3 separate regions of the Homo sapiens genome follow, and regions 2 and 3 are each linked to region 1. Evidence: chromatin loops called from intact Hi-C (ENCODE). Cell type or tissue: mammary epithelial cell. All regions are shown on one strand. Each heading gives the region's core, and the rest is flanking DNA. Links, peaks and the distances in the headings are about the cores only.

The links. Peaks named below come from ENCODE experiments on the same cell type or tissue, not always from the same donor. Only the 100,000 strongest peaks of a DNase experiment are listed, where the experiment ranks them.
Region 2: it touches region 1 in a loop (7-fold over the local background); 5 of 110 quality-filtered maps call a loop at or near these places.
Region 3: it touches region 1 in a loop (2.7-fold over the local background); 2 of 110 quality-filtered maps call a loop at or near these places.

Annotation. Positions count from the first base shown.
Region 1 is chr6:101,386,999-101,398,593 of GRCh38, reverse strand. It overlaps GRIK2 (glutamate ionotropic receptor kainate type subunit 2), which reads right to left and starts at 4,886. Exons shown (of 17, transcript NM_021956.5): 1 at 4,757-4,886. RefSeq lists an enhancer at 1-108. In mammary epithelial cell, for the core only: CTCF peaks have their summits at 1,182, 3,051 (motif pointing left) and 4,973; no DNase peak of the experiment used is centred there; H3K4me3 peaks cover 1,252 bases; H3K27me3 peaks cover 1,000 bases.
Region 2 is chr6:102,614,546-102,626,140 of GRCh38, reverse strand. No RefSeq gene overlaps it. Among named protein-coding and RNA genes, the nearest start is that of GRIK2, 1.2 Mb to the right of the region's middle. In mammary epithelial cell, for the core only: a CTCF peak has its summit at 6,349; no DNase peak of the experiment used is centred there; H3K27me3 peaks cover 143 bases.
Region 3 is chr6:102,041,764-102,049,763 of GRCh38, reverse strand. The region is part of intron 15 of GRIK2 (glutamate ionotropic receptor kainate type subunit 2); the gene reads right to left. Among named protein-coding and RNA genes, the nearest start is that of GRIK2, 650 kb to the right of the region's middle. In mammary epithelial cell, for the core only: no CTCF peak of the experiment used is centred there; no DNase peak of the experiment used is centred there.

The sequences.
Region 1 (11,595 bases), core at 43-8,042:
TTACTAGCTAAATCAAAGTCAGTTTGTCTGGGAACTGTAAAAAAGAAAGTGATCTAAGACGGAGGAATTTACTGCAAATCTAACTTGTGGTTAGATTGAAAGAGTCTTATTTATACTTTTATTTTGACCAGGAATGAATATAGATTGGAATGCAATTGGAGAGGTAAACCCACTCTTTAAAAACTTGACTGGGGTATTCCTTGATTGCTACCCAGAAGTAGGAGAAATTTCTTCAGTGAACTTTTATGGGAGAAATCTCAAATTAAAATGGAGAAGTTAAATTTTCCACCCATTTTTTAAGCTCAAAGAAAATAATTGTGCATATATAAAAACAATGATGTTTGAATGGGTGCAGCAAACTCTAAAGCCTTCAATAATTTATGCCCAAATTTCTTCGTATTTTGGTTTTTTGAACATTCTTTTTCCTAAAGAGGCAGAATATGAGATCATAGCATGAGCGACATTGAGTGTTACAGATTCCTCTAAAACTGTCTTATCATTTGCTAGTTTTCTGGTAGGAATATTTAGAGTCACTAGGTAGTGACTCTCTTGGCTTTCGTTAGGAGTTTATTCAAGAAATAAAGTACAGAAATAGAATTTCTTTCAACATAAAAATACATTTTTATTATTAAAATAAGTAATATTCTGTCTATTTATTAAAAATATACAATTTTAATATTTTACACTAAGTAAAACTAACTTGTATAATAAATATATATTGTCAACATTTTTAAAAGATTAAACATCACAAAAGGCAAACTGTTGGACCTATATCTTATCATTAATCTATTTTTCATAACCAACTAACAGGGCATAGGTTAAATCTCACAAAAAAATATCCTATCTGAAGGCTAATTTTTAAATAAGGAGTGATATGAGTGATATGAATATTCGACTTGCTATTTTTTCCTCCAAACAGCAAGAAAACACTGTAATGTTTTCATTTCCTTACAGCGATTTTTTAATTTAAATTTTCTTAAGATATTATAAAGTGCTAATTTAAAGAGAAATCTACATTTTGCAAAGGCATTAAGTGGCATTGATTTTTTTTAAGATGGAGGCAATAACTGCAGTGTCAAAAATAAGTATCATGAATGGCTAGTTCTGCAGTATAGCAGGCAATTCAATCAAATAATTCGACTGTTCGAGCACCTTAAAAGGAACACCTAGTGCTAAAACCAAGGGTATCTAGCGACTCCTTCAGTCCATGTTTAAAATATCTCTTATAAAACACATACACAGCCCAACACGTTCTGTCTTCTATTTGCTGTCTCATTTATTCCATTCTGTTTGTTCATTTTCTTTTTGATCCTAGCAGAGATAATAATGACTGCCAGGGGAAAAAAATAATCCTTCACATTTTTATCTGCCAATATAACTGATATCTACTACCTGAAAATAGCATGTTTTATTGTGACTAATCAAAATACTGAAATTTCACAGTGTAGCTGGCATTTATTGGAACCTGAGAAAACAAAATGTACCACATCTCTTTGTTCATGTATTCCATTAATATAATGACATTTTACATTATGGTTGCAACTTTTGCACTTGAAACTAGTATTCTAAACTATTTATTTTGGGGGGTTATTTGGATGTCTAGTTGGAAAAGTGAAAGATCAAGCCTCTATATTCATGAAGTTATTACACAATAAATTAAACAGTTAAAAGATTGTACTTTTTTAATATTAATTGATCCCCAAAGAACCAATTTTGCACATATGGTAAATTAGATTCATTTACATCCATCAACTCAGTTGAAAGGCTTTAGCACAACAGACAGCAATTCCACCTGTCCAGTTGAACTTCTAAAAGACTGGAGACGACCTTTCTTCAGGACCACGGACAGCGCTCCTGGCATTCATTATTCTGGAGTAGTACATTGAAAGTAGCACAATAAATAACTAACATGATATTTGAGTGACAATGTGTAAATTTCTACTACACAGAGTAAAGGAATTGGAATTATTGCATTGTTCACATTATCAAGAGGACTATTTTATCAACTGTGTTGTGTGTATTTTTCAGTGCAATTGCTTGATAAGCCCAAGATGTAGTTATCTTTTTTTGTAATAGGGCATACTGTTAAAAAAACTACTTATATTAATTGTGAGATTCCTCATGAACACTAAACTACTTGATTGTCAGTACAAAAAAAAATTGCTAGAAAGACCACAATTCAGAATGCCAAATAACATGCTGTCAATATTCAGTGGCTAAAGACATTTTTTAAATGTACAATTAGTTATCACTTTCAATTCTCCACCTCCAGATTTCCATCTGTTACTAGGGTAATGAGATTAATTCTTGTTCTTTCACATTAAACTCACTCACTTCCTGGGGGGGGGGGGAATGCTAAATTTACATCCCTATACTACAATAAAATGATTTGGTGGCATAGTTGATGCCTTAACATGTGGCAATTTTGAAGTTATTACAAGTTTCTCCCCAATACTGATACCACACATCATAGTTCTGAGGTTATATGAAGGATTAATAAATTCCTTACACAGTATTTCACTGACTAGATTTAACCCTTTTAAAAATTGTGTCAGTTCTGTAATTTGCTTCTTCCTTAAAGGAAAGAGAAAACTACTGCTATTGGATATCAGGCAATTATATATACTTAGTAAGATTTATATATTTTATTCTATGGTCTCATTTTTTTCCTCATTTTAACCATATGGCACTCTTTATTTCTATGAGCCAAAGCTCTGTAGATTCCAAGGTCAAAGCAGAGATAACAAACTGCAAAAACACACATACACGCACACCCAGAGAGAAGCTGTATTTAGAAGTATACCTCAAAAAAATCATAGAAGGCTGACACAAATATCAAACCTATGATAAATTGACAAAGAAGAAAATGCATATCATGTTAATGCAAAGCTTCTTCCAACAATAACAAAAAAACCCACTAGCTTCATCTTTCACTATATTTTTATATTTGCAGATACTAATGACCTCTTATTCTTGGGCACTATTACTTGAGAAACAATTTTAGTTTCCTATTCTGCCAGTGAAAATGAATCTTATTCTAGTTAGCTGCCACCTGCTGGGGTATGAGAAAATGTGTAATAATCTTTATAGCACAACATTTAAAAAGACAATGCCTATACCTTTTGCTGGAAACAGCAAATACATACCCCAGAACAACCTGAATTTCAAAGATGTTTCAAAGGTTCTTACATGCCATAGCTATATTTAAATTTTTCACATGGAATTCTTACTAAGGATTCCACTTGACTTGTCACGGAAGTCCTGCTGTTATGTGACATTTGAAAAACCTCATCTTATAGTAACACCTAACCTATTATTCCATGCAAGTGGCCTGTTGCATAGCAATTTAGCTAAAACAAACAGCCTGTTTATACATGGCATTAAAGATCTCAGAGAATAAAGTCAGGACTGAGTCAGGTTTCAGTTGAAATCACACTGTTGCATACTTGCAACTCACTCTTCTTAACTATGCATGCTGTGGTATCCCTTATGATTCTGAACACATTATCAGCTGTTCCAGCAACATTCTGCTGCATTGATGATTAATGACATTTAGAGTTTTGATTAATTTTTAGACACTAAAATAAGTGTATCTTAATTAACAAATTGAAGTGGAATAAATTTACATATCCCAGAACTTTTTTTTTTAAATTTCAGCCTGTGTGATTTTCAATGGGTTTAAATAGGAGAAAACAAACAGATAAGACTTCCAAACATTGCTCAATTCTCTATCACCTTGCTCTTGTGCATTTCAATTTTTTGTTGTTTGTTTGACTCAAAAGTTTTTAAGGCCACTGGAAGTTGATAGGCTGCCTTGGTGGTTACAGGAATAGACTCTATAAAGTTAGAAAGTAATGAACTAAGACAAATCAAGATTGAAATACAATTGCATTTATTTCAGTAACTAAACTGACTAATTAAGACTCAAATGAACCAATCATCTCTCGTGAAATGAAAATAATCATCAATCCATAAGATAATTTCTGATGACAGAATACTTACAGTATGGAGATGAATAAACGATAGAAGATAATCTGTGCATTACCAAAAGGCTACTAATAGTAAGTTTTCTAATATTCCCCATTGCCTAAATTGGAAATTATTCTCTAAGGAGCCTCAGCTCGGTCGTGTTGTTTGGTAAAGAAACTCTATCTCCTTAAAGGTAAAAATATCAGAGGATGTGGTTCGTTAAAAGTTCTTGAGGTTTATGATCCACCCTGGTAACACTGCCCACTCCTTACCCTAATGGGACGCCCTCCAAGTTTTTTCAGAAGCTCTTAATACGGGTGCCGGTTAAAATAAATATACTTCCTCAGCGCAGAACTAAGGAGTAGGGTTAATGGAAGGATGGGTGGGCAGAAGGAGGGATGGGGAGTTCGTCAGACCCGCCGGCAGCCACACAGCTTCTTGCCATCTGTCTCATTCTCTTCGCCTCGCGTGAGTCCCCGTAGCTGAGGCCACTTCCTGACACGTCCACTTCTTAAATCATTTTATGTGGAGAACATAGGCGACTGCAGCCAACAGAGCCACTTGCATGCTTGACGGGAATTGGCTGAGATAAGCCCGACAAAGACTCGCAGTGAATCCGTCCAGCGGGCGCCCCGAGCGCACGGACGTCCGCAGCGCTACTGTTCGCCTTCTTCCTTCTCTCCAGGTGGAAAATGCCCCTCGCCCACCCGCAGTCCCTCCCGTCCTCTTGAAAACAAACACCTCGTGAAGGAGCCCGGAGTGCAGCCCACAGCCGGGGAGTCCTTACCTGGAGCTAGGGGTGAGGTGGGCGGGGAGGGGGTGGGGTGGTCCTCGGGGAGGAGCAGCCGGAGGAGGTCGGGCGGAAAAGTCCCCAGCTACCAGACCGACCAGCGCAGCCGCCGGCGCCGAGCGCGAGTGACGGCAGCGGCGAAGACGGTGACCGAGGAGCAGCAGCGGCGGCGGCGGCGGCAGAGACAGACACGCCTCCTGGCGGGGGTTCCTCGCCTCTTGCTTTAAAGGCGCCGCGCTCCTTTCCCCGTGGCCCCTGCACGCTCCTGGCCGCCGCGGCCACTCGGGGGCATCTCCCACCCCTGGACCACAGGAGCTAGAGCGAGAGAATTCCTGGTGTCCCTAGACTTGGATGTTACGAAGCCTCCGGCTGGACTTCGCTCCCTTAGCGCACACCCGCCTCCTGGGATGGGGAGACTAAGGCCAAGATGCTCTGTCAGGGAGTGAGTGATGCATGCAAAGCGCCGAGGAATTTGCCTAGCCTTGGGTGGTGACAACACATATAAGGAGCCCAAACACATTTGCTTCTGGGTGATGGCTTTTATGCCTCTCCGAAACCATAGCAACGAAACTTCTCCACTGCCAGGGCTTGGAGGGCTGCTGGTAGTCTCCAAAGTGGACCTCTTAGTCCAACTACGGTCATTTCCCTGAGGTTCGCAAAAAAAGATCTTGATCTGCGCACCCTCCCACCCCGACCTCCAGCGCATAGAGCAAATGCGCTCTGGTAGCGCTGCTGCGGGTATTCCCTCAGATGCTGGGAGTCACAGTGCCCTGCTCCCTGCCACCATTATTGAGAACAGATGCTTGGAAATTGACTTTTCCTGAGTGTTAGGAGGTCGGGCGGGCTGTCTCTGTGTATGTATGGCGCCTTAAATAGCAGACTCCCCTCTCCCCACCAAACTCCCGCCCAGGCCCCGGAACTCTCAACCTAAACACATTTCAGAAAGAAGTTGGATTCGAGATCTAGTGGGCGCCGAACCTGAGGTCGCAGACTCCAAGATTGGAGACAGGAGTCTGGGAAGCAGCCCTGGTTTGGCGGCCACTGGTCCAAGTTCTCGGGAGGACTCTTTTAAAGGCCAGAGATGGGGAGGGGCAACTGAGTCCCAGAGTCTTCCCGCAGCTTGGCTTCCAGGGAGGGGCTGGCGGCGGTGAGCGCACCAGGCTCTCCCTGCTTCACTGTGGAAACGATTAGCTTTTGCAAACAATCCCTGAGTTCCGCTCCTCTGGGTCGGAAAAGTCAACATCTATTCAAAACCGTTGCTATTTTATCCTCAGCCCTACAATATTAACTGGAGCTGAGTTTAGCAGTTTCCCCCAGAGGAAGTTGGCCAGCTCAGATTCGCGAGGAGATTTAAGTGAGGCTAAGCGGGAACAGGCCAGGCGCACTGGGCTCAAGAGACCATTTCAAACGGGCTGCATAAAGAAGGGGCCAGGGGGGATTCCACGGCTCTGCAGTCCCCTAGCAGTTCCAGTCCCTGGTGGTTCTCCACTATCTATCTAATTCCGAGGTCCGGGAATTAGAGAGGCTCTGAGTCCCCAGGGACCCGTTGTCTGAGCTGGAGACCAGAACTTGCCCTTTTGCTTCCTCCTTCACTGCAGCCCTAGTAAAGTTAAGCCCTCGCCGGACCCTGGCGCAGCAGGGCCATGTTCCACACCCTGAGGCTAGCGCCTGGCTCAGAATAGCTCTGAAACACAGAAATTCAGTCCTGCCAAAACCGCCAGTCTTTCCCTCTTGGTCACCATCCAGGACTCTCTGCGCCCCGTTCCCCACAACATGCTTACTGAGCATTCCTGGGTGGGGCAGGGTTGGGGGGAGGGGGACTGGGGACTTATGTTAAGGAGAGATGAGTTAGTGGCAATGGAGAGTCCATTAGTCATTTGAAGATCCCAGGGGTGGCTGGGCGGCTCCCTTAATTAAGTCAACAGCAGCCTTGTTCTACCCAGTAAATAAATAGTCAATGACTCTATTGTGCATCCTGGAGCGGGCAGCACAGACGCGTGACCGGTTCTGGGCGCCTGGGCTCCAGCTGCTGTGACCTGCAGCCTAATGGGCCCTCGAGGCACAGCCGAGTTTGGGCCAGGCTCCGAAAAAATGCCCCATTCTGTCCCATTCCTCCATGGGAGTAAGGAAGATAACTTGTCTACTGGCTAAAGACTCTCTCCTTGTCATGATTACATCCACCCACTTCCAGGCAGAAAGGAGCAAAACACCAGCACGAGCAGATTCCAGTGGAAATCCCTGAGTGAAGGCACCCAGCTCTTGTGACAACTCTGAGAGTGTAGAACAGAGTGTGTCTAATTTGACATTAAGTGTTTAGCATAGAGTCTGGCATGCAGTAGGTGCTGGATAAAGAATGGTACTGGGATAGACCTTCCGCTTTCCACACTGTTGCCCCCAGACCCACATTGTACTTGGGAAAGGAGAGGCTTACTAACAACTTCCTGTTAGTGCTGTGTATGATTTGAGAGCCTTGTCACGAATCTATTTTTTTGAAGCAAACAGGACACACTTGTAAAGACAGAAATAACAAGTCCCAACAACAGCATAGGAGAAAATAGGAGAGAGCTGGAGTGTAGAACAAATCAAAATTATGCATGCTGTGACAAATTAATTTTCTCAATAGCAAAATATTATCTAGATTCCAATGAGAAAAACAGACTAACAAGGGAGCATTAGACACCACACAATCTATTTAACCCTTCAAAAATAATTCAATGCTATAAAGAAATATTTTTCATGATTTATTTTAGGATTTAGGAAGTTAAACATTTAAGGAATGAGATCTCAAGTATCTTCTCGGGCAACCATGAAGCTTTTTTTTCTTTTATTTCCAATCACTCTTAAGGTTTAATCTTCTAAAATTTAGAAGGTTGCTAAGTCCTTCAGCTACAGTCTTATGCAGGAACAACATCCCTACTTACTCTCTCTTGCCCGGCTCCCGCCCTCTCTTTCTTCCCTCTCAAAGTGCTCTTAGAACATTAGCAGCTCAATATTTCAATTTCTGAAGACACAGCAAAGACCAGTCTGAATTCAAGCTAACTACCAGGATGTTTGTTTGTTTTGGCTTGATTTTGTTGAACTGAATGTAAAATTGAAAAGTATTATTTTGGATCATCTCATTAAACACCTTCATTTTATAGATGGTAAAAACCAAAGTGAGAGAAAAGGAGTGACATACTCAGGATGTGGCAGAACTGAGACTGCCTTCTAACTGTGCAGAACAGCATCAGGCCGTCTCTTGTAGTCTCTTTCAAAACTTAGACTTATATGAAGTCAAGACTTAAAGACATTTCAAGGAAATCTACTCTAGTTCAGTTTTCACAGACCTTTCTCTCATCTGAAAACAAAATGAACACATGTGCAATGACTTCAAAATTTTACATGCAATAATAGGAGATGCACAGATGCCTTGAAGGCCATCATGGGCTGGTGAGGAGCTTCTTCACCCTAAGCTGAGAACCACCAATCTATTCCAACAATGTGATTTTAGAGATGAGAAAATCTAGACAATGAGAACTTAAAGAGTCACAGAGTGAGTTAAAAATAGTTCTAGGACTAGAGACCCGGTATCTTGCTTCCCACTTATTCCCATTCCCTCAGGTCATTTTAGCCATAATTGGACATAAACATGCTGAAGAAGAAATGAACGGATGTCCTTGATTAGTCAAGAAAGGATGGGACCTAGTACAAGAAGAGGGGTTTACTTTGGAATAGGAGAAGGACCAATAAACCCTAGTAATAGGAAGGGAGGCACAGTATATAATGCAGATGTCAAATAGTTTTTAAGTGTGGTGTTGAGGGTCTATTTTTCCTACATGCGCTCCAAAGCCCTATGCTGGGCTACTTTGCTCCATAGATACCTTCCTTACCACTCTCTGCCTTCCACTATCCTAACTCTCACGCAGATGACTGTTTTGCTTGGTCTCACTTAAATAATTTAGTACTGAATTTTTCAGTAAGGGAAGGGAAGGAGAAGAAGAATAGGAACAGAAAGAGGATACGAGGTCCTGTTGTTGTTCTTTGTGTTTTCTTCATGACGTAAAAGTAAAAAGCAAGCTAAGAGTCTTGAGTAGGGAGAAAGTAATAGATGTTTAAGGAGAATGGAGAAAATGTGGCATTTTTATCAGGAGCATTTTATCAGGAGTGTGAAAGGATAATAAAATGTAGTTGGATACTTGTCCAACAGTCAGGGCCATTCTACCTTGATGACTTAGGAATCTTTGAACATTTCAAGAACTCTCATTCTTCCTTTCTACCAGTATAAATCTTAGGCTCTTTAGGTTACAATACTTGGCATTATCTCCCCCCATCTACTCCACTACTGTTACCTCTTCCCTTACCAATTCCTAAATCTCCAAGTCCTACTTCAAAACAATTGAAGTAGCTAATTATAAGATCGATGTAAAAGTAATTCCAGTTTTTAATAACTTACTTTTTTTTTTTTTTTTTTGAGACACAGTCTCGTTCTCTTGCCCAGGCTGGAGTGCAATGGCACGATCTCAAGCTCACTGCAACCACCGCCTCCTGGGTTCAAGAGATTCTCCTGCCTGAGCCTCCCACATAGCTGGGATTACAGGCACCCACTGCCATGCCAGGCTAATTTTTTGTATTTTTAGCAGAGACAGGGTTTCACCCTGTTCCCCAGGCTGGTCTTGAACTCCTGAGCTCAGGCAATACACCCACCTCGGCCTCCCAAAGTGCTAGGATTACAGGCATGAGCCACCATGCCCGGTCATAACTTATTCTTTTAGCAAGTATTTATTGAGTACCAACTATGTTCCAGGGAAATGAAGACACAACAATGAGAAAAAAAAATTGAGACAATACACCTTCTATGACATTTCTAAAACCACAAGGTAACTTCTGTTAGCAAGATTATGATATTCTTGCTTTCACTTCTTTAGAAAGTACTAATAGAAAATCAGGAATGTATCAGCAGAACATACACAAGTGGCATCCCTTAGAGAGGTATGTTGTACCAGAAAATATTTTGTGCTAGACTCCCCACCCTACCTCCAAAGAAGAAGTAAAGAAGCAGTTATCATTAGGAGTATGGAAAAGTGGAGAGAAATGGGAAGGCATACAGGGGCAGAAGCATACATTTTCTCAAAGCACAGGATCTAATTTGTCAAATAATAAGGAAACTCCCAAATATATATCCTCAGGACTATTCTCTACCCACCTATGCTCTCCACTTTTTTTCTGGGCGCTTAATGCAAGGATTCACGGAGAAACAAATTATTATTTGTCTAAAATCTGCTACATTCTAGGCAGGCATACTTTTGCATAAAATACTACATTTAATTATTTGAATGGTCTTATCAAATGCAAAATTCTCATTTTAAAGATGAGTAAACTAAAACAGAAAGAGTTCATGTAATTTGCCCATGGATGCACAGCTAGTGAAGATAGAGCTAGTATTCAACTCTGTAGTTTATTGCTCTTGCTGGTACATCAGAGAAGGTAAGTGGGAAAAAAGTCATATCTATAACAGCTCTCTGTTTCAAATCAGAAAGGATTTCAGATGTTGTTTCTAAGATGCAAGAGATAAATCTCTATGAATTATACTGGAATATGAAGGGCTAGAGAATATGGAGCAGCTCAGATTGAGTAGATTTTCCCCCCTCAGTAATCCCCTGAGAAAAGGCTTTGGAGCCAGAAATCAGAAGAAGCTTTCTCTTAGAGAAAGCCAGCTTAAAAGTAAGTGGAGAGATCTTGCTTTCAGCTTTTATCAGAGTTCAAGCAAACTCCCAAAACTTGAACCGATCCCCTAACAGTGTTTTCAACAGATCCTAAATGATACCACATGCCAACAGCATTTTTTGCAGTAAGCGAGAACTGAAGACAAAATCACTTCTGGTAACAACCCTTCATCCACAAAGATAATGTCTTTTTAGTCATTCCTTCCATGAGACAACCTATGCTTATTAGTTACTAAAATTGACTATGTAACTGTCCAGTGGAGACGGGCAAAATAGACACTGGAGATGATTTCTAAGAGTGTTGTGTTCATGCATTGTTCCAATAACAGTATAGAATTCACTGGATATGTCAAAGGATTCAAACCAACTTTGTAAACTGGTTCAGAATGTCAAACCAAGATTTATATTCATTTTCATTTCTATTTATTTAAGCTGTACAACATGATGTTTTGATATACATATACATAGTGAAAATTTTACTACAGTCAGCTAATTAAGATACTCATCCCTTACACAGTTAGGTTTTTTCTTTCTTTCTTTCTGTTTCTCTTTCTTTCTTTCTTTCTTTCTTTCTTTCTTTCTTTCTTTCTTTCTTTCCTTCCTTCCTTCCTTCCTTCCTTCCTTCTCTAGTAACGAGAACACTTAAGATCTAGTCTCAGCAAATTGTGATTGATTCAGTTTACCACAGAAGAAGTCATTTTGATACAGAATTAAGACTGTTTCCTTAAAAAGTTTTTCCTGGAGGGGTCATCCATGTTGCAGAAAGCTACTAAGGAGGGCCTTTAGAAACTGACCAGGGTGTCAATAGATTTTCTTCCTCTAATTTAATGTACTGACTCTAATTAGAAAATTTTCAAATCTTTTATTGCAGGTGAGCTCAGCTTCAAGGGCTAACATTCATTAAGGATATGGACACTCTGCTAACCACTTGCATTTCACATTCCTTCCTACAGAAGGATCACACGGGCTGCTCTATCAGGGTTGCTATGGCCTAGTGTGGATGTGCACTGTTGGAGAGTACACAACAGAGGTAATGGAATTCAGTTATGGTTTTTAATTCTGCAAATTAATGGATGAGGCAATAAGTTTAAAATGAGAGGAAAATGAACAGAGAGGAAGCTAGAATAAAAATGT
Region 2 (11,595 bases), core at 1,716-9,715, 1.2 Mb before region 1:
TTATGGGATACGATAGCAACATATGAAAATAAATTGTAACTGTATATGTCAACAGCAAACATAAAAAAAACAAGACACTAACTCAATTTACAATAGCTACAAACAAAATTCCTAGGAGTAAACTTAAACAAAGAAGTAAAATATCTTTACAGTAAAAACTGTAAAACATTTATGCAGTAAATTGAAGAGAATACACACAAAAATAAAGAGATATTCCATGTTCCTGGAATGAAAGAATCAACATTGTTAAAATGTTCATATTCCCAAAGCTATCTACAGATTCAGTACAATCACTATCAAAATGCCAGTGGCATTCTTTGCAGAAAAAAGATGAATAATTTTAAATTTATATGGAACTACAAAAGACCCAGAACATCTAAAGCCACCCTGAGCAAAAATAAAACAATGGGAGGAATCACATTACCTGACTTAATATTGTACTACAGAGCTATAGTCTCTAAAACAGCATAGTACTGGTATAAAAACAGACACATAGACCAATAGAACAGAATTAAAATCCCAGATATAAATCCATACATCTATAGTAAACCCATTTTTGACAATAGTTCCTATAACATACACTGGGGATATGATAGTCTTTTCATTATAGAGTGCTGGCAAAACTGAATACCATATGCAGAAGAATGAAACCCCTATCTCTCAACATATACAAAAAAATCAAATAAAAATGACTCAAAGACTTAAATCTAAGCCCCCAAACTATGAAATACTATGAGAAAACATTGGGAAATCTCTTCAGGACAGTGGACTGAGCAAAGATTTCTTGAGTAATACCCCCAAAAGCACAGGCAATCAAAGCAAAAATGAACAAATGGGATCACATCGAGTTAAAAAGCTTCTGCACAGCAAAGGAATTAATTAACAAAGTGTAGAGATGACCCACAGAATGGGAGAAAATATTTGTTACCTGTCCATCTGATGAAGAATTAATAATGACAAAATATAAGGAGCACAAAAAATTCTATTGTGAACAATCTAATAATCCAGTTCAAAAGTGGGCAAAAGACCTGAATAGATATTTCTCAAAAGAAGACATACAAATGAGAAACAGGTATATGAAAAGTTGCACAACATCACTGATCATCGGAAAAATGAAAATTCAAACGACAATTAGTTGTTTTTCACTCCAGTAAAAATGGCCTTTATCCAAAAGATAGGCAATAACACACACTGGCATGAATGTGAAGAAAGAGGAATCCTCATACTCTGTTGGTGGGAATGTAAATTAGTACAGCCACTGTGGAGAACATAATGGAGGTCCCTCAAAAATCAAAAAATAGAATTGCCATATGATCCAGCAATCCCGCGGCTAGGTATATATACCCCAAAGAAAGGAATTCAGCATATTGAAGATGTATTGGTACTCCCATGAAGATTGCAACACTATTTAAAGTAGTCAAAATTTGAAATCAATCTAAATGTTCATCAACTGATGAATGAATAAAGAAAATGTGCTACATATACACAGAGGTGTACTATTTAGCTATAAAAAGAAAGAAATTCTGTCATTTGTAACAACATGGGTAAAATGGAAGACAGTATGTTAAATAAATAAGCCAGGCACAGAACGACAGACTTTTCATGTTCTCACTCATTTGCAGAAACTAAAAATTAAAATAATGGAACTCATGGGGATAGAAAATAGAATAATGGTTACCAGAGGCTGGGAAGGGTAGTGGGTGGGGGGTGGGGCGGAAATAGGAGTAATTGATGGGTAGGTACATAAATATAGTTTGATACAATGAGTTAGATTTAGTACTTGATAACAACAGGGTGACTACAGTCAGCAATAATTTCCATTTTAGAATAACTGAGGGAGTTTAATTGAAATGCTTGTAACACAAGGAACTGAATGCTTTAGGTGATGGATACCCCATTTACACTGATGTGATTATTACACATTGTATGCCTATATCAAAATATCTCATTAACTCCATAAGTATATACACCTACAAAAATTAAAAATTAAAAAAATTAAATTTATACACAAACATTCAACTGAGGTTGGTAATCAGAGCTCCTAACCTGCGTGTGTTCAAGGGCCAAGTGTACATTCTTGCGTTTCAACTTCCCAAATGTGCTATTACCTCACACACTGCTATTTCATCTAAGTACCTCATTCTACTTACTTACTAACTCCTTAAAATTATTTGTGGTTAATTTTCTCACCTGCTTCCTTTTTGCTTTACCTACTACAAAAGAAAATAAATAATATCTCAATGAATGCACATAATTTCAGAGACATTTCGAAGAAAGCAAATATTCTAATTTTTTTCCACTGAATGATCAACATTGGCTAAATTTAATAAAAATAGCTAAACTAATGAAAATTTTAAAATTCTGAAATTTTTGTTACACGTAAAAGGTGTATATGGGGAGGTGGGGTATGGCAGTAAACTGATGAAAATGCAAAACAGAATAAGTGTTCAGAGGATTCAAATTTCTGTGATCTGCTGATATTACTTCCGTTTATTCCTAATATAAGACTTAAGGCAGGGCTAAGACTCTCAAGGTCTCTCTTGGATGCTTAATGTTGGATTAATACTGACTTGAGATTCAGTTGACATCTGTTGAAATAGTTTTGCATGGAAGTCCTAGAGAAAGGGGGCATATTGCTATTTGTGTAGGATAGAATTGAATTCCAACTAATCTGGGAAAACTCTATCCTTATCTCTGGTAATCCTGGATTTTGGCTTTGACTCTCAGCCAAGATAAGGGCTCAGGGATTTATAACCTGCACTTTAAAGTCTAAAACTCCCCTGGATACTGCTAGGATCAGTTTGTTTACTGATGGTTTTCACATAGTGTAGCCTGTTAGACACCCTGGCTTAGCTACACAGTAGATATGCATAATAACCCATCCCAACTTCTGCCTTGAGCTCTCAAGAGGTCAAAAAATTTCAGGCACAGGTCTTAGTTGCATAAAATTTCATACATTAAGGAGTAGATAAAGCCAGGTAGTCCAAAAAAATTCTCTTAACATTAAGAGCAATTAAACATTTGGTTAAAACATGGACATAGTGTTTAGTTGTTGATTATGATGTATTAAAATAGAGAATATAATAAACTGTAAGAATTTATAAAATATGCTATATATTTATAGTTTTTCTGAGAATTTTAGGTTTGAAATATTCTGTGTAACCTCTTTTGATATCCTTCTTGAGTAAGTATCCACAAGGAATGACAAAGCTAAATGATTCATCTTAATTTTGATGGAATTTTCCAACTATGACCTGAGTCCATTAAAATCACATTGAGTCAGAGTAAGGATAAAATGCTCAGGTGTTGGTTAATTCTTAAGACAAGATAAAATAATTTTATGTAAAATATCCTGCTATGACTTAAAGTAACTATCTAAAATGCTAGTCAGTGAAATTTGAGCTGTTCAGTGCTTTTTTAAGATCTTGGCTTAATATCTAACACAGTAGTATATTTTCTTGTCTCAGTTTTAATTTTTAATAAAAATTATGCACATTTAGGGAGCATAATGTTGTGGATTATACATATATATGAAAAAGGATTACTAGTCATGTACATTTTTAATTTGGTAAAGCATTCAAAGTATTTTTTGTTTGCTTGTTTTTTGAGAATGACGAGGCCTCATTCTGTCACCTACTCTGGAGTACAGCAGCACTATCTCAGCTCACTGCGGCCTCAACCTTCTAGGCTCAAGCAATCCTCCCACCTCAGCCTCTGGTAGCTGGTACTACAGGCATAAGCCACCACACTCAGCTAAGTTTTGTAGAGAGAGGGTTCACCATGTTGCCTAGGCTGGTCTTGAACACCTGAGCTCAAGCCCTCTGCCTGCCATAGCCTCTCAAAGTGTTGGAATTACAGGTGTGCTCCACTGCATCTGGCCCAGAATAAAATTCCTGAAAAATATATTTTTTATTTTCAGTAATAAATCCATTCAACAATAAGAACTTTATTAGAGCTTACTTCAATTTTTATTTTTGCAAGTAAAAAGGCAAGAGTCTAAAAAGTTACTTTATTGTTGCCTAAATATTTATTATCTATATAACTCCTCATTTACTACTGATAAAATAGTTTATATTGATAGAATAAACACATTTGAGATCAATATTCATGACACACCACATGTTGTTCAAATATCCAGATTAGAGCATTTACCACTCATAAAGAATCATATGTGCCCAAATAACTCATAAGTCAGATATAAAGTCTGATAGTTAATTTCATATTAATCAATTTTTTAAAAATACTGTTATACTTTCAATGTTTATCTTTATTATATTTGCGATGTACAGTTACATAAAGCATAAAATAAGTAAAGAACAAAACATGTATTTTTGGAAGCAGAAGAATTTAGATTTACAAACTTCAATGCGCATATTCTTGATCAACTTTGTCAAAAAATGTCTTCTTTGAGCTTCAAATTTCTTCATGTAAAAAATGAGAATGCTCCTCTCATTTGGGAATATTGTAAAAATAGCTTTACTATTTTGTAAACCATAGATGCTATGTAAGTGAAACTCATGAAATACATTACATTTAAAAGAAAACAAAGGGTGAAAGAGTTTTCTAATATAATAGGTAAAGTTCACTGAAACCAGTCATATATGGTTGATAGGCTATATAACAATGTCTCAAATTTGATAAATAAACTAATTAAAATGTGTATATACTTCTGAGATCAGATGAGGCTGGGCACACACATGCCTGTTTGTAGCAGCACAATGCTCAATTGCAAAAACATGGAACCAGCCCAACTACGCATCAGTCAGCAAGTGGATTAACAAATTGTGATTATATATATATTTTTTCCTTCTCCCCAAGCAGGAATTGTTATACACACACACACACACACACGCACACACACGATGGAATGCTACGCAACCATAATAAGGAATGAATTAACGGCATTTACAGCAACCTGGTTGGAATTGGAGACTATTATTCTAAGTGAAATAACGCAGGAATGGAAAACCAAACATCATATGTTCTAACTCATAAGTAGGAGTTAAGCTATGAGGACGCAAAGGCATAAGAATGAAACAATGGGCTTGGGGGACTCAGGGCAAAGGGTGGGTAGGGGGTGAGGGATAAAAGACTACAAATTGGGTTCAGTTTACATTGCTCAGGGGATGGGTGCACCAAAATCTTAGAAATCACCACTAAAGTACTTACTCATGTAATCAAATACCACTTGTTCTCCAAACACCTATGGAAATAACAAATTTTAAAAAAAGAAAAAGAATCTGTATATAGATTCCTATCTTTCATTGTGATTAGAGAGCTGGAATCAGTATTGTGAGCAGTCTTCCCCTCCCATCAAAAAATAATAGAACAGTGGTTAAAGTGATGAATTTTGTTAATGCTTCAGAGCATGCTTAGTTAGCAGAGCAGTAAACTGTCTCAAAATCTAAGGAGAGACAGTGCTTGAAGGAAATAAAAGACACGAACATGGACTCACATGGGTTAGATGGAACTGGACACCAGTAAGGAAGAATTCTGTGTGACTGTGGCCTTGAGAGTGATTTTTAAAGATACAACAGCAAAGGCATAATTAATGAAAGAAAAGATAAATTGGACTTTATCAAAATTAAAGCTTTCCTCTACAAAATAACTTCATAGTCAAAAAGATCAGCTACACATGGGGAAAACATATATGAAAATCACATTTCTAATAAAGAGGTTTATATCAAGAAAATATAAAACTCTCCCAAAACTCAAAAATAAAAACAAATAATCAACTGAAAAATGGGCAAAAAATAAGAACAAACACTCTACCAAATAAGACATATGGGTGTCAAATGACCACAAAAAATGCAAATTTTAAACCACAATAAGATACCACCACAAAGTTATTACTACATATACATGATATAAAAATATATAATTACTATATATAACTATTATATATAACTTACTATACATATATGTACACAATTTTGGTTGTTTCTGTCAAGAACTCAGAGCAAATAGAAATCTCTTATATTGCTTACTGGGCCATAGTAGAGTATAGTACATTATAGTATAGTATAGTCATCATTTAATCAGCTAAAAAATAATTTGTTAGTTTCTTATAAAGTTAAATATATGCCTACAATGTAATTCATAATTCAGTGATCCTACATCTAGATATCACTCCATAAAAAATAAAAACTTATATTCATCCTCCAAATGGTACACAGATATCTACAGTATCTTATTCATAATTACCAGAAACTGCAGACAATCCAGATCCCCTTCAACTGGTAAATTGTTAAGCTGTTATAATTCATAAAATGAAACACTACTCAGTGATACAGAGGAATGAACCAGTGTTAAACTGTTATTATTAATTCTCTTCCCCCATGTCTAAAGCTAGAGGGCGCTGGAGTTATGTATTTTTTTCCCCCCCACCTTTGGTTATACGAGTAAAAGCCAAGGTTGGTGAGTTTAGTAAAATAGTTTCTTTTGAGGGAAAGCCTTTATTAAGGAGAATGGAATTATCTGGGCATATGTCAGAGCATTATTTTTCTCCTCCCAAAGCAAGAAAAAAAAATTTCTCCAGTTTTATATGAGAGCATGGTGGACTTCTCGAAAATAAAACTCATTTGTGGCTGGACTCCTCAGAGTCTGACTATCTGAAGATGGCCCACAGTGAGCCTCCTATAAGTCTTCAATTATAGTTTAAGTGTTTCTACTGATGTTGGCCCCAGCAATGGCTTCTGCTCCTGGGCTTTTGCTCCAGGTAAGTTGTGTTCTCTGTCTGCTTCTATATTCAGTTTTGGGCATCTGCTTGCCCTCTAATCTCAATACATGCAAGAACACTTGTTTTTCAGCTTGAACAGTTCAGTTTTTTTTTTTTGTTATTTTAAGGATAGGAGTGTTGACTTCCAAACTACTAACATGTCAGAGTAGAAACATAGCCCCTTATTTCAACTGCTTAATAACTCTGTGTTGCACCCAATATGACACTGCCTGATAATCTCAGAATTCTCTACTGAGATGGACAGAGATTCTACATAACACCCTTATCTTCCATAGATATATATAGCTTTGTGGCATTTGCAAAATTAGATGGCTCAAGTGACAGCACCACTTAGTGCCATAGTTTGAAACTGATACAGGCTCTTCTCTTGCTCTCAGCCCCACTCAAAACTTAACAATGGATTTAGGTATCATCAGTATAGAAGACCAGCACGATCATCTCTACATTATGCACCAGATCTAGCCTCCTTTACACTTTATTGTAACACAGAGTAGGATAAATAATATAGCTGTTGAAGTGTGAATTCATGAATGGGTGAAGTTAATGTGTACTGCAGTCTGTTCTAAACGAATGCAAGCTGAATTTGATTCTCCTGCTGGATTGAGATTAGTAAGAATACATCAATGACCACATGCCGAGTAGTTGCGTGATCTGTTTTAGTAAATATACCATATTCATTAGGGCAGCCATAGTTGAAGTTATCACACAGTTAAGGTTAGGATAGACCACTGTCATCTATTTTGATCTATATGTTTTTGCAGGGTGTAAAGTACTGAATTAAATGCAGATATGATGGGAACACACACATTTACATCCTATGAAGTTTGCACTATACTGAATGCTGTTTCTGGTACACTGTTTTGACTCGGAGTTAGAGGTATCATGGACTTATATTGAGCATTTTTCTGCTGTAGTTACTCTTAAATCCGCAGTTTAAGAAACCGATGTCGGGGTACTGTGAGCTCTTGAACATATCCTTCTTGATTAAGCACTCAAAGACCAAAGAAACAGACTGGGCCCACAGACCTATTGGAAACATTGTGAGATGGAGTTGGGCTAGGATTTGAATTATCAATCTAACCAGAAAGTAAAAGGATGAGGAGGGTTTATGGCTTTTGAATTCCCTGGTATCAGTTTACTGTCAGCACAAACTCTGCATCCAATAGCCCTAGGAAGATCTATTTCCTTTTCCTAGTATTTAGTTACATGAAAAATAGCTGTAGGTTTTTTTTTTTTTTTAACTGGTGGAGGGTCTTGAATATGTGTCATCCAGGTTCTTGGTGTTTTGAACAAAGAATTAGACAAAACACACAAACGAAGTAAAAGAATGAAGCAATAAAAGCACAGAATTATGGAAGCAAAATTACACTCTACAGAGTGGGAGTGGGCTTGACCAAGTGCCTCAAGAGTGCTGGTTACAGAATTTTCTGGGGTTTACATACCATCTAGATATGTCCCATTGTTTACTTGGTCACATCCTATGTAAATGGAGTGGCCCACAACCAGTCTGATTTGTTGCGAAATGTGACCAATGAGAGACTGAAATAAAGTTACAAAGTTACATCCCTATGCGAATAAAGACTAGGTCTATGACCAGTCTGATTGGTTGCAGGAGGAGACCAATCAGAGGTACTTTCCATTTTTCATTTGTGATGCAGAAAGAGGGAAGATGGCAAAGGCAGTAGCCTCTGATTATTTTGTTACTTGGGCATGGAAAGGTGGGGGTTTTCCTTTGATTCAATTCTAGAAGGCAGTAAGAATCAGCCTTAGGTTCCCTGCCTCCAGACCCTATTGTCCTGCCTCATTTCCCCCCTGAGAGACATGATTCCCATACATCTCATGGGAGGCAGAGAAACTGATGGTCTTTTTTCTGTGACTGCTTCATGCGGACTTGGGGTGCAGTCTCTACCTATTGGGGATCAAATAACTTTTGCCTTGTTCTGTCTAGTGGATACATGGTAGTTTCTTGATGGCCAGGGGTGGTGTCTTCACCTGAAACTGTCTGGAAGCCTTGTCGCATGATCATCTGAAGCTTGATGGTATCTAGGTGAGAAGAAATGAATTTGTTTAAGAGATTTAACAAACATGGTCCAAAAACCAAGGCAAGTATGATATTAATAGTGGGCTGGCCAGAGGAAGGAGCCATGAACCCAAACTTACCATTTTTTACCAGGAGCCCCATGACTCAGATGGTGGTTGTCATATCTTAGAGTCCCGATCAGCTAGTTTTCAGGTGGCGTCTCTTATTAATCCTGATTGGTTGACATCAAAACAGCATTCTTGCTCTAGAAAAAGACATAAGCCAGATCTAGTCCCCTTCTATTTTGCAAAGTAGCTGCTGCCAAGGAGTCTATTTGATTTTGTGTGGTGATGAAACTTTGGGCAATGTTATCCAAGCTTTCCATAAAATCCTTGGAGAAAAGTCGGTAATAGGATAGAACTGTTGCAAACCTGCTAACTCCCATTCCTGCTCTTACTGTTATTTCTATCCCTAGGGGTATAGTTTGATGGCTTGTTTGATGAGTATGAGTTTGATGGCTTGTTTGTGTCTGTTGGTTGCAGTTAAAGGTATAATGAGGGATTGTTTGTTGAGGGCTATATTAATTTTGGGGGCTAAACAAACAAGTGTACAGGTTCCAGTACAATTGGCTGATAATCATACGTAGGAACTGGTTCCACACAGAAAAAAAAAAAAAGGCTTCTTGTTTTTCAAGATAAAAATTGTTTTCTATGGTGAACGTGTGGGTTAGCTTGTTGTTTGCACGTTGCCAGGTGGTTAAGGTCCCTGCTAAGGTGGCTCTGGTTAAAGGCTGGAAAGAACCTTGGAAAATATCCTGAGCTTCCCCAGCAGTTCTATTTTCCCAGTGGAGGTAGTTATGCTTAGTGTACACTGACAACCACCCAGAGGTATTTTTGTAATGGGCAACCAAAAGGCAACTAGATATCTCAGGATTAATACAGTCTTCCCAAAGGAAAATATGAACACAGCTAGTGGGCTTATCTTGACGGTACTTAGACTATATATTATTTAAAGTGGCCTTAACTAGTACTGATTTTCCTGAAAAGTGTACAGGTTTTTAAAATGATGTACTCTGGATATTTTCATAGTTATTGGTTGTATTCATTGGACTGGTGGTATTTAACAGTCTTTGTGTTAAATTTAAAGTTTTTAATAAATACCCAGAATCCATTAATTGCCAGAAGGATAAAGTGAAACTCTGTTGTAAAATAAAGCTGATTCCAAGTACGCATGGTCCCAGTATACACAGGCTGTGGGTGATCATTATGGAACAAAAAATACTCCTTTGTTATTTTGTTCCATAGAATGGGAACATAGCGAGGTGGATACCTATGCTGTCAGGAATGTTTCTTATAACAATGAATTAGAACATTTTTCTTAATTATTAAAAAGGAAGTGATTTGTCCATTTGGAAGAAAGCAGTTAAATTGTAAAATATAAATCTGGCTATTATTATCCAGCCTACAGTAACTATGCAACAAAGATACCAAGGAAAGTTGGCAGGTATCTACTTATCTTTTGGCTGTCTTTTAACAGGTACTTCAGGTATTCCACAGGTTCACAGGAGTAGTGGGTGATGGATGGGAGCTTCAGGTTCCAGTTCTAGGGCTTCAGGTATTGCAGTTTTGACTATGGAAAGATAAATCCAACTATCTAATCCTAGTACTCTGACAGCAGAAGACGTGGCCAGTAGCACTGAAAATTGTCCATTTCTTTTTGGTTGTAATTGTTATGCAGGTGATCCCTCCTTCCATATTTAAAAAAGCACCTTATCTCCTGGCCTGATTTTGGGTTGCAGGTTAGTTGCTGCTGTGGAGAGCCTTTGAGTTCCAAACTTTTGTAAAGCAAAGATAGGCCATTATCACTTTGGACACTCTGGGTTAACCCAAACTGGGGGATTATTTTCTTTAAGAGAATCTTTATAACTCCATTAGCCTTCTCTCTTCTGGTAAGGTAAGCTTGTATACTTTGCAAGCTGGCATATGGGTGAAGTCTAATTGTCAATCTTCTCCTTTAATTTTAGTCCATGTGTTCACATACAGAATCTATTTTACAATTAGTTATTCATAAACCTTCCACAAATTGTTCAAACCTTTAGATTTTTCTGGTCTCACTTAAAACAATCCTTCAATCCTCTAAATTTGGGAAAGAAATCCACATTCCCATGACTTTTATTCTACTTTCATTCTAGTTCATTCTACTTTTCTTATACAGTTCCTTTTCCTGACTTACACAACCCATCTGCAACATGCTAGGTTTTCTCACTTGTCCTAAACATCCCTCTTCTTAAAAAAAACAGTCATTTTACTTTAGAACAAGAATTTACCACATAAGATCTTTCATCATACAATATTATTGTCCTACAACTTTCCGTATCAAAAATACATCATATACTAATTTTGTTCACACATCACAATTCTTTTCATGACTTACACAACCCATCTGCAACATGCTTAGGCTTTCTGACTTGTCCTAAACATACCTCTTATTAAAAACACAGTCATTTTACTTTAGAACAAGAATTTACCATGTAAAATCTTTGATCATACAATATTATTGTTTCTACAACTTTCTTTACCAAAACACATCTTCATATACTAATTTTCTTCACACATCTCTCCCATACTTACTGGTTTGTTACTACCTTGTCTCATAAATAACCCTTTTTTTAAGTCCATAATTTGAATTAACTTTTAGATAACTTCTGAATTACACACAAATATTACTTTTCTTCCTAATAACACATGTTTTGGCACAATTTTGTATACAGAATTATCTGTTAAATAGAATTATTATCCTTAATAACCTTAAATTTTAGTGAAACCCTAAAATACAA
Region 3 (8,000 bases), core at 1-8,000, 650 kb before region 1:
CAAAATCATTCTTGCTTTTTATAATATATCTCCTTCTAAAACTCTTTACAACAGTATTTCCCAAACTGGCTATTCCCACATGCACTTCTGTTTTTGGTAAATGTACATCTGTTTGATTTGTAAAGGATTACTTGTACAAATAATCTTGATTAATACTACATATCAAATATATCTCATGCAAATTCACATTATACATTAGCAAAGTAAAGGCTTCCATCTATCTATTAAAGGAAAGAACAGAAAAAATTAAATAAAACTTGTTTCTAATGTTTAAATTTATTGTCGGGGAAGAATTTTTCCCTCTCGCTTATTAATGTCCCCATAAATTCTTTTCTTTTAAATTCAATTTGTATGGCTTTAGAAACAATAATTACTATTAATACTTATTGTAAAGTAAGATAACCTTAGATAACAATTACTATTGTTATTACATGTGTTCTCTCTGTGGAAAATATGTTGCCCCTTCATTAGATTTTTCTGTCTGACCCTATGTACTCTCCTTTCTGCCTTTGAACTTACATATTGTGAACTCACAGCTTACCAATTTGTATTTTTTGTAGGTTCCCTTTTTCATCTATTGCTCCATATGCTTCATAAGAATTCACAGCACACTGCTTGTATTAAAACACAGTTCCACAACTGGCTTTGAAGTCTATTTGCAAGATAATTTTGTGGGACAAGAGTTATAAGAACACTTTAAATATAGCTGTATACTAAAATTGATGAAACCAATTTTTGAAAAAAATAATAAAAATATGCTTTTTGTTCTTCCTTAATAGAACCCAAATCCTTCATACATTTTGTTAAAAGTCTAAAGGGCTTACTGGGTATTGCTTTTTTTTCATATGACATATCCTCTCTGGCCACCTCCGAAAGGACATTTGTTTCTTTTATTTTATATTCATTAGTTATTCAGATATTGTAATTATATTATATTACATGCTGTATATGACCTAGCATTAGGTAGTGGTTTGGTACTAGTTGCTCGCTTTGGTTCTGGGAAAATATTTTTATGAAGTAGACTACTAATAATATTACATTTCTTCTAGCTTGTCATTACTCCAATACATTATGTCTTTTTTGTTACAGCTATTCTAACTAGTGTGAGGTGATATGTCACTGTGGTTTTAATTTGCATTTCCCCAATGATTAACAATGGTGAATTATTTTTCATATATCTGTTAGTCATTTGTATGTTTTCTTTTGAGAAATGTCTATTCAGGTCCCTTACTCATTTAAATAATTTTTTCTTGCTATTCAGTTGTCTGAGTTCTTAATATAGTTTTGATTTAACACCTTATTGAGTGTGTGGCTTGCAAATATTTTCTCACAATCTCTAGGTTGTCCCTTCGCACTATTATTTTTTTTCCTTCCTTTGCAGAAACTTTTAGTTTGATGTAATCCCATTTGTCTATTTTTGCTTTTGTTGCCTGCACTTTTGGGTTCAAATCTAAAAAAATATTGCCCAACTCAATGTTGTATAGTTTTTGCCCTATGTTTTCTTCTAGTACTTCTACAATTTCTGACCTTACTTTTAATTCTTTAATGCATTTTGAGTTGATTTTTGTATGTGTTGTGAGAAAAAGACCAAATTACGTCTTCTGCTTGTGGATATCCAGTTTTCTCAACGCCGTTGATTGAAGAACTGTTTTTTTCCATTGGGTGTTCTTGATAGTTTTGACAATTGACCATACAGTGTGGGTTCATTTCTGCACCCTCCATACAGTTCCATTGGTCAATATGTCTATTTTTTTCTTGGGAGGGGGGCAGTACCATGCTATTTTGATTACTATTGATTTGCAGTGTAATTTGAAATCAGATATTGTGATGCCTCTAGCTTTATTTTATTTTGCTCATTATTGCCTTGAGTATTAGGCCTTTTTGTAATTTCACATAATCTATAGGATTGCTTTTCTATTTTTTATGAGAAATTACAATGAAAGTTTAAGAGAGTTTACATTAAAACTGTAGATAGCTTTGGGTAGGAAGAAATATTTTTTTTTTCTTTTTTCTTTGAGATGGAGTCTTGCTCTGCCACCCAGGCTGGGGTGCATTGGTGTGATCTTGGCTCACTGCAACCTCTGCCTCCTGGGTTAAAGCAATTCTCCTGCCTCACCCTCCTGAGTAGCTGGGATTACAGGCTCACACCACCATGCCCAGCTAATTTTTTGTATTTTTAGTAGAGATGGGGTTTCACCATGTTGGCCAGGCTGGTCTCGAACTCCTGACCTTGTGATCCATCCAGCTCGGCCTCCCAAAGTACTGAGATTACAGGCATAAGCCACCGAACCTGGCCAGGAAGAAAATTTTTAACAATATTAATTCTTCCAATCTATGAACATAGATATCTTTCTACTTATTGTGTCTTCAATCTCTTTCAGTAATGCTTTAGAGTTTTCAGTTTAATGCCTTCTTTTTCTTTCTGATTTTGAGTCGCCTCTCTTTTTGCCCTTAGCCTAGTAAAAGGTTTGTCTATTTTGTTTATTTTTTTAAAGAAGTGACTATTGGGTTTTTTTCCTATGGTTTTTCTATTCTCTGTTTGATGTATTTCTGTTCTGATCTTTATTATTTACTTCTGCTAACTTTAGGGTTTAGTTTGTTCTTCCTTTTCTAGCTCCTTGAGGCATAATGTCAGGCTATTTGGGATCTTCGTTCTTTTTAAGTAGAGGCATTTGTTGCTATAAAGTTCCCTTATAGAACTGCTTTTGCTGCATTCTGTAGGTTTTGATATATTATGTTTCTACTGTCATTTGTTTCAATATATTTTTTAACACTCCTTTTGATTTTTTATTTGACCTACTAGTTGTTCAGGAGCATGTTGTTTAATTTCTACATACTTGTTAATTTTCCAAGATTTCTCTTGTTATTGATTTCCAGTTTCATACTGTTGTGGTCAGAAACAATACTATACATAATTTCAACCTTTTTGAATTTGTTAAGATTTGTTTCATGGCCTAAACTATGCCCTGTCTTGGAGAATGTTACATGGACAGTTGAGAAGAAAGCACATTCTACTGTTCTTGAATGGAAAGTTCTATATATGTTTGTTAGGTTCATTCCATATAAAGTTTTAATAGTCCATTTGCACACTGCTATAAAGAACCACTTGAGACTGGGAAATTTATGAAGAAAAGAGTTTTAATTGACTCATAGTTCTGAAGGCTTCACAGGAAGCATGACTGGGAGGCCTCAGGAAACTTACAATCATGGAAGAAGACTAAGGGGAAGCAAGGACCTTCTTCACATGGTGGCAGTGGGTGCAGGTTGTGGGGAGAAGTGTCACACTTTTTAACCATCAGATCTCGTGAGCACTCACTCACTATCACAAGAAGAGCATGGGGGAAATCTGCCCCCATGATCCAATTAATTCCCACCATGTCCCTCCTTAAAATGTGGGGATTACAATTCTACATGAGATTTGGGTGGGGACAGAGCAAAACAATATCAAAAGTGCAGTTCAAGCCCAGTATTTTCTTGTTAATTTGCTGTCTGGTTGATTTACCTATTAATAAAAGTGGGGTATTGGTGCCTTTTACTATTATTTTAATTTCTTTTTTCAGTCCATTAATATTTGCTTTATATATTCAGGTGAATCAATATTTGGTGCATATATATTTACAATTATTATGTCCTCTTGATTTATTTCCTCCTTTATCATTAAATAATGACCTTCTTTGTCTCCTATAAATGTTTTTCACTTGAACTCTAAGTATAGCCATCCCTGCTGACTTTTGGTTACCATGTGCATGGAATACATTTTCCATCACTTCACTTTCAGTTATGAATACTCTTAAAGCTAAAAAGAATCTCTTATATGCAACATGTAATTTGATCTTTTTAAAAATACATGCAGCCACTGTATGTATTTTGATGGAAGAATTAATTTACATTCAAGGTTATTATTGATAGGTAACAACTTACTCTTGCAATTTTTATTCATTGCTTTTTAAATAAAGCATTATTTTAATTTGCATTTCTTTTATGACATATGATATGGAGCATCTTGTCATATGCTCTCTTGGTATGTGTGTATTTCCTTTGATGAGGTGTCTGTTAAGATCTTTGGACCATTTTTTAGTGGGGTTGTTTATTATGATTGTGTTTTAAAAGTTCTTTGCATTATTAGATAATTATTTATTAGGTATGTCTTTAGTACATTTTTTTTCTTCTCTTGATACCAGATGATTTTTAACCTCTCTTCTCTCATTTCTACATGAACAGTGTCATTTATAGTTGGCTAAATTCTTCCATGGTCCTGATATCTTGTACCTCATCCTATCCTCTAAATCTAGAAGAAATGAACAAAATGGATTTGAGATGCTCTCACTATCTTTTTCCTTTTCTATGTACACCTTTCCAAAACTGGAATGTAGATGGAAAGAGAAGAGAGAGAAGTAAGAAAAAGGTAGCAAAAGTAAAAGAAGAGTTATCATTCTTACGCCTGTTATCAAATAGAAGTAATCTTTTTTGCTTACCTTTCCTGAAGACTAATTTATTATAGTTTCATCTGTCACATAATTCTGTAACACATTACCTTGTTTATTTGTAAAAACTTGCTAAATTTTATGTAGTCTTTGTTACACTGAGAACTCTAGCAGGGCAGGGGTCATGGTTATATTGTTCACCATTATATACTTAGGATCTCACAGCTACGCTAAGTAATATTTATGTACTCAACAATAGTGAGACAGTATGGGTAAAAATTGATTCATTTATGGTCCTTGCCATTAGGACACTCATATTATCATCTTAATGGAGAAAAAGATACTTTAAAAATTGTAATATTATATACCAAATACTATATAGGAATATCTGAAAATGTGCTATGGTTCCAAAAGAGAGAGATCATATATATTTCTGTGGCAGCCTAGGAAAAGTGTGTAAAGAGATGAAAAGGTCAGCATAAGAAATTTATTTGGATGAGAGAATTCAACCAGAAAATTGGAGGAAGAGTGAAAAAAGGTAAACTCAGGCAGAAGGAAACCCAACTTGTTTGTATTGTTATCAGGTTAGATGTAGGGAAGAGGGGATAAATTCAGAAAGGAAATGATATGGTTTGGCTCTGTGTCCCCACCCAAATCTCATTTTGAATTGTTCTCCCATAATTCCCATGTATTGTGGGAGGGAGCCAGTGGGAGACAATTGAATCATGTGGGTGGTTCCCCATACTGTTCTCGTGGTAGTGAATAAGTCTCACGAGATCTGATGGTTTCATCAAGAGTTTCTGCTTTTGCATTTTTCTCATTTTTCTCTTGCTGCCAGCATGTAATAATTCTTTCACCTCCCGCCATAAATCAGAGGCCTCCCCAATCATGTGGAAATGTAAGTCCAATTAAACCTCTTTTTATCCCGTCTTGGGTATGTCTTTATCAGCAGCATGAAAACAGACTAATACAGGAATCTTAAGATAGGTAAAAGAAAGGGATTGCATGACATTGTTAGGAGTTAGTATTTTATCTGATAGCTCGAGAGCACCACTAGAAAATTTTCAGCAAGGTACTGATTGAACAGATACACAATGTGAAAAGATTATTAGGTATCAGAAAGATTGGTTCACTTTTATCTGACACCATTTGGTGATTAAAATGTTATGGATTGATATATTTTTAAAGATGAAATTACTCTTTTTGTATCCTTATCATTTTTGCTCATGAATTTCTTATACTTCTATAAAATTAAGGTCTTTCAATGGTATTCCTCTGTATGAGCCCATTTTCATGCTGCTGATAAAGATATACCTGAGACTGTGAAGAAAAATAGGCTTAATGGCCTCACAGCTCTTTGTGGTTAGGGAGGCCTCACAATCACAGAGGAAAGTGAAAAGCACTTTTTACATGGTGGTGGCAAGACAGAATGTGAAAGAAGTAAAAGTGAAAACTCCTTATAAAACCATCAGATCAGGATGTGGAGAAAAGGAAACCCTTGCATACTGTTGGTGGGAATGTGAATTAGTGCAACCATCATGGGAAAGATCCATCAATTTTACTTCTATGTATTTACTCAAAAGATTTGAAATCAGTTTGTCAAAGAGATGTGCACATTCCGTTACTCATTGCAGCACTTTTCACAATAGCCAAGTTATAGGATCAACCTTATATTTATAATGGATCAGAGAATAAAGAAAATGCAGTACATATACACACAATGGAATACTATTCAGCCCTAAAAAATAATGAAATTCTGTCATTTGCGACAACCTAGATGAAACAAGAGAATATTATGCTAAATGAAAGAAGTCAGGCACAAAAAGACGGATATCACATATTCTCACTGACATGTGGGATCTAACACATTTGAACTGATAGAAACAGAAAGCAGAGGCTGGAGGGTTGAGAGAAATGGGGAGATGATGGTCAAAGGGTAAAAAATCTCAGATAAGAGGAACAGGGTCTTTTTAAATCTATTGCACAACATGGTGAATATAATTAGTAACAGTGTACTGTACATTTCAAAAATTCTAATAAATTTCAAATGTTCACACCATAAAAAAGTATCTGAGGTGATTGATATGCTAATTAGTTTAATCATTCCTTATTGTATTCATAAATCACAATGTCACTTTTACGTCATAAATATACACATTATAACTGTTTAGTTTAAAAAATTTTTTTAAATAATATAAACGCATTCTAATTGAAGGAATATTTATAGAATATGCAGGAAAATATTCAGGTACCTAAGATCATAAAGGGAGATGCTTATATATGGCATATAAAATGTATCAATGAAGAATTCAAATTATAGAGTATATGTATTAGACAGTTGCCTTTTATTAATATTCTGTATATCCTCTAACTTGTGAAAAAGAAAATGTTATCAACCTGTAATGAAACAGCCAACTATTTTTACTGGTTCTGACATATTTCATATATATTAGTTAAAAGTGACTGGTGAAATAGATTTGCTGTCATATTTCTTGAGTATTAAACCATGAAACTCTGACACTAAGTATGAAAATAGAAATAATTTTATCCTATAAACCCTACCTTTCTTATGATTTTGCCATCAGCAATCATTAGAATAGTGTTAGGAATGGTTATGTCAGCAATGATTTCCTTACTATTATGCTTTTTTCCAAATCTAATGTAAAATTCCAAGGAAAGAATTATAAGAGTTGGACCATTTTATATTAAATCATTATCCTGATTAATCATTAAGAACCCTAAAATTGGAAGAAAAAAATATATCTTTTTCAAGACAGTGAACTACCCATCCTTTAAGTATTGCTGAAGTCCCTTTTGCAATTTGGTCTGTCTGCTTTGGTCTCACTAAGCTCCAGCTATCTAAGTCCCTGCACTAATAACAGGTATTTGTTTATGTCCAATATTGCATTTTTCTCTATTTTATGTCAAATTTGTTTTTCCTTATCTTTCTTCTAAAAAAGAAAGATGATTTATGTTTATATTTTATGTTCATTATTTTACAGAGCTAAGCAGGAAAGAAAGAGTAATGAAATTCTTGTAGATTGGTCAAATGTAAAGAAAATATACAGGCCTTTGGAGATGATTTTTCTCCTAGTATATCTTGAGCTCTGTTTACTAAAAAGATTGTTTACTAAACATGTCTTTAGAGATGATACTTCTCCTAATACATTTTGAGCTCTGTTACTAAAAGTTCAAGACATGTTTGGAAATGGAAAACCATTTTGCTTGTTCAGATAATGCCTTATGATAGGAATTTTCTTAACTTTATATAGTAGATATCAATCACTCTCTTCCCACAAAATGATAGTTATCTAATTACAATATACTGATTGGCTGATGGTAAAATCCCAGGTAGGTTTCATTAGAAACAGGTTTCCAGCTGGTTAACAGTGGGTCATACTAATACTCTGCTTTCTCGGCTATATATTTAATATCCCTAAACATACAAAGACAAGACAGTTCTAAAAATGTATAAATAGAGACCACTAACATATTCTTTCAATTATTAGAGAACATTTCTTCAAAACACTTTTTTTTTTTAATTTTCTAAAACCTCGTATTAGAAGTGATCAAAAC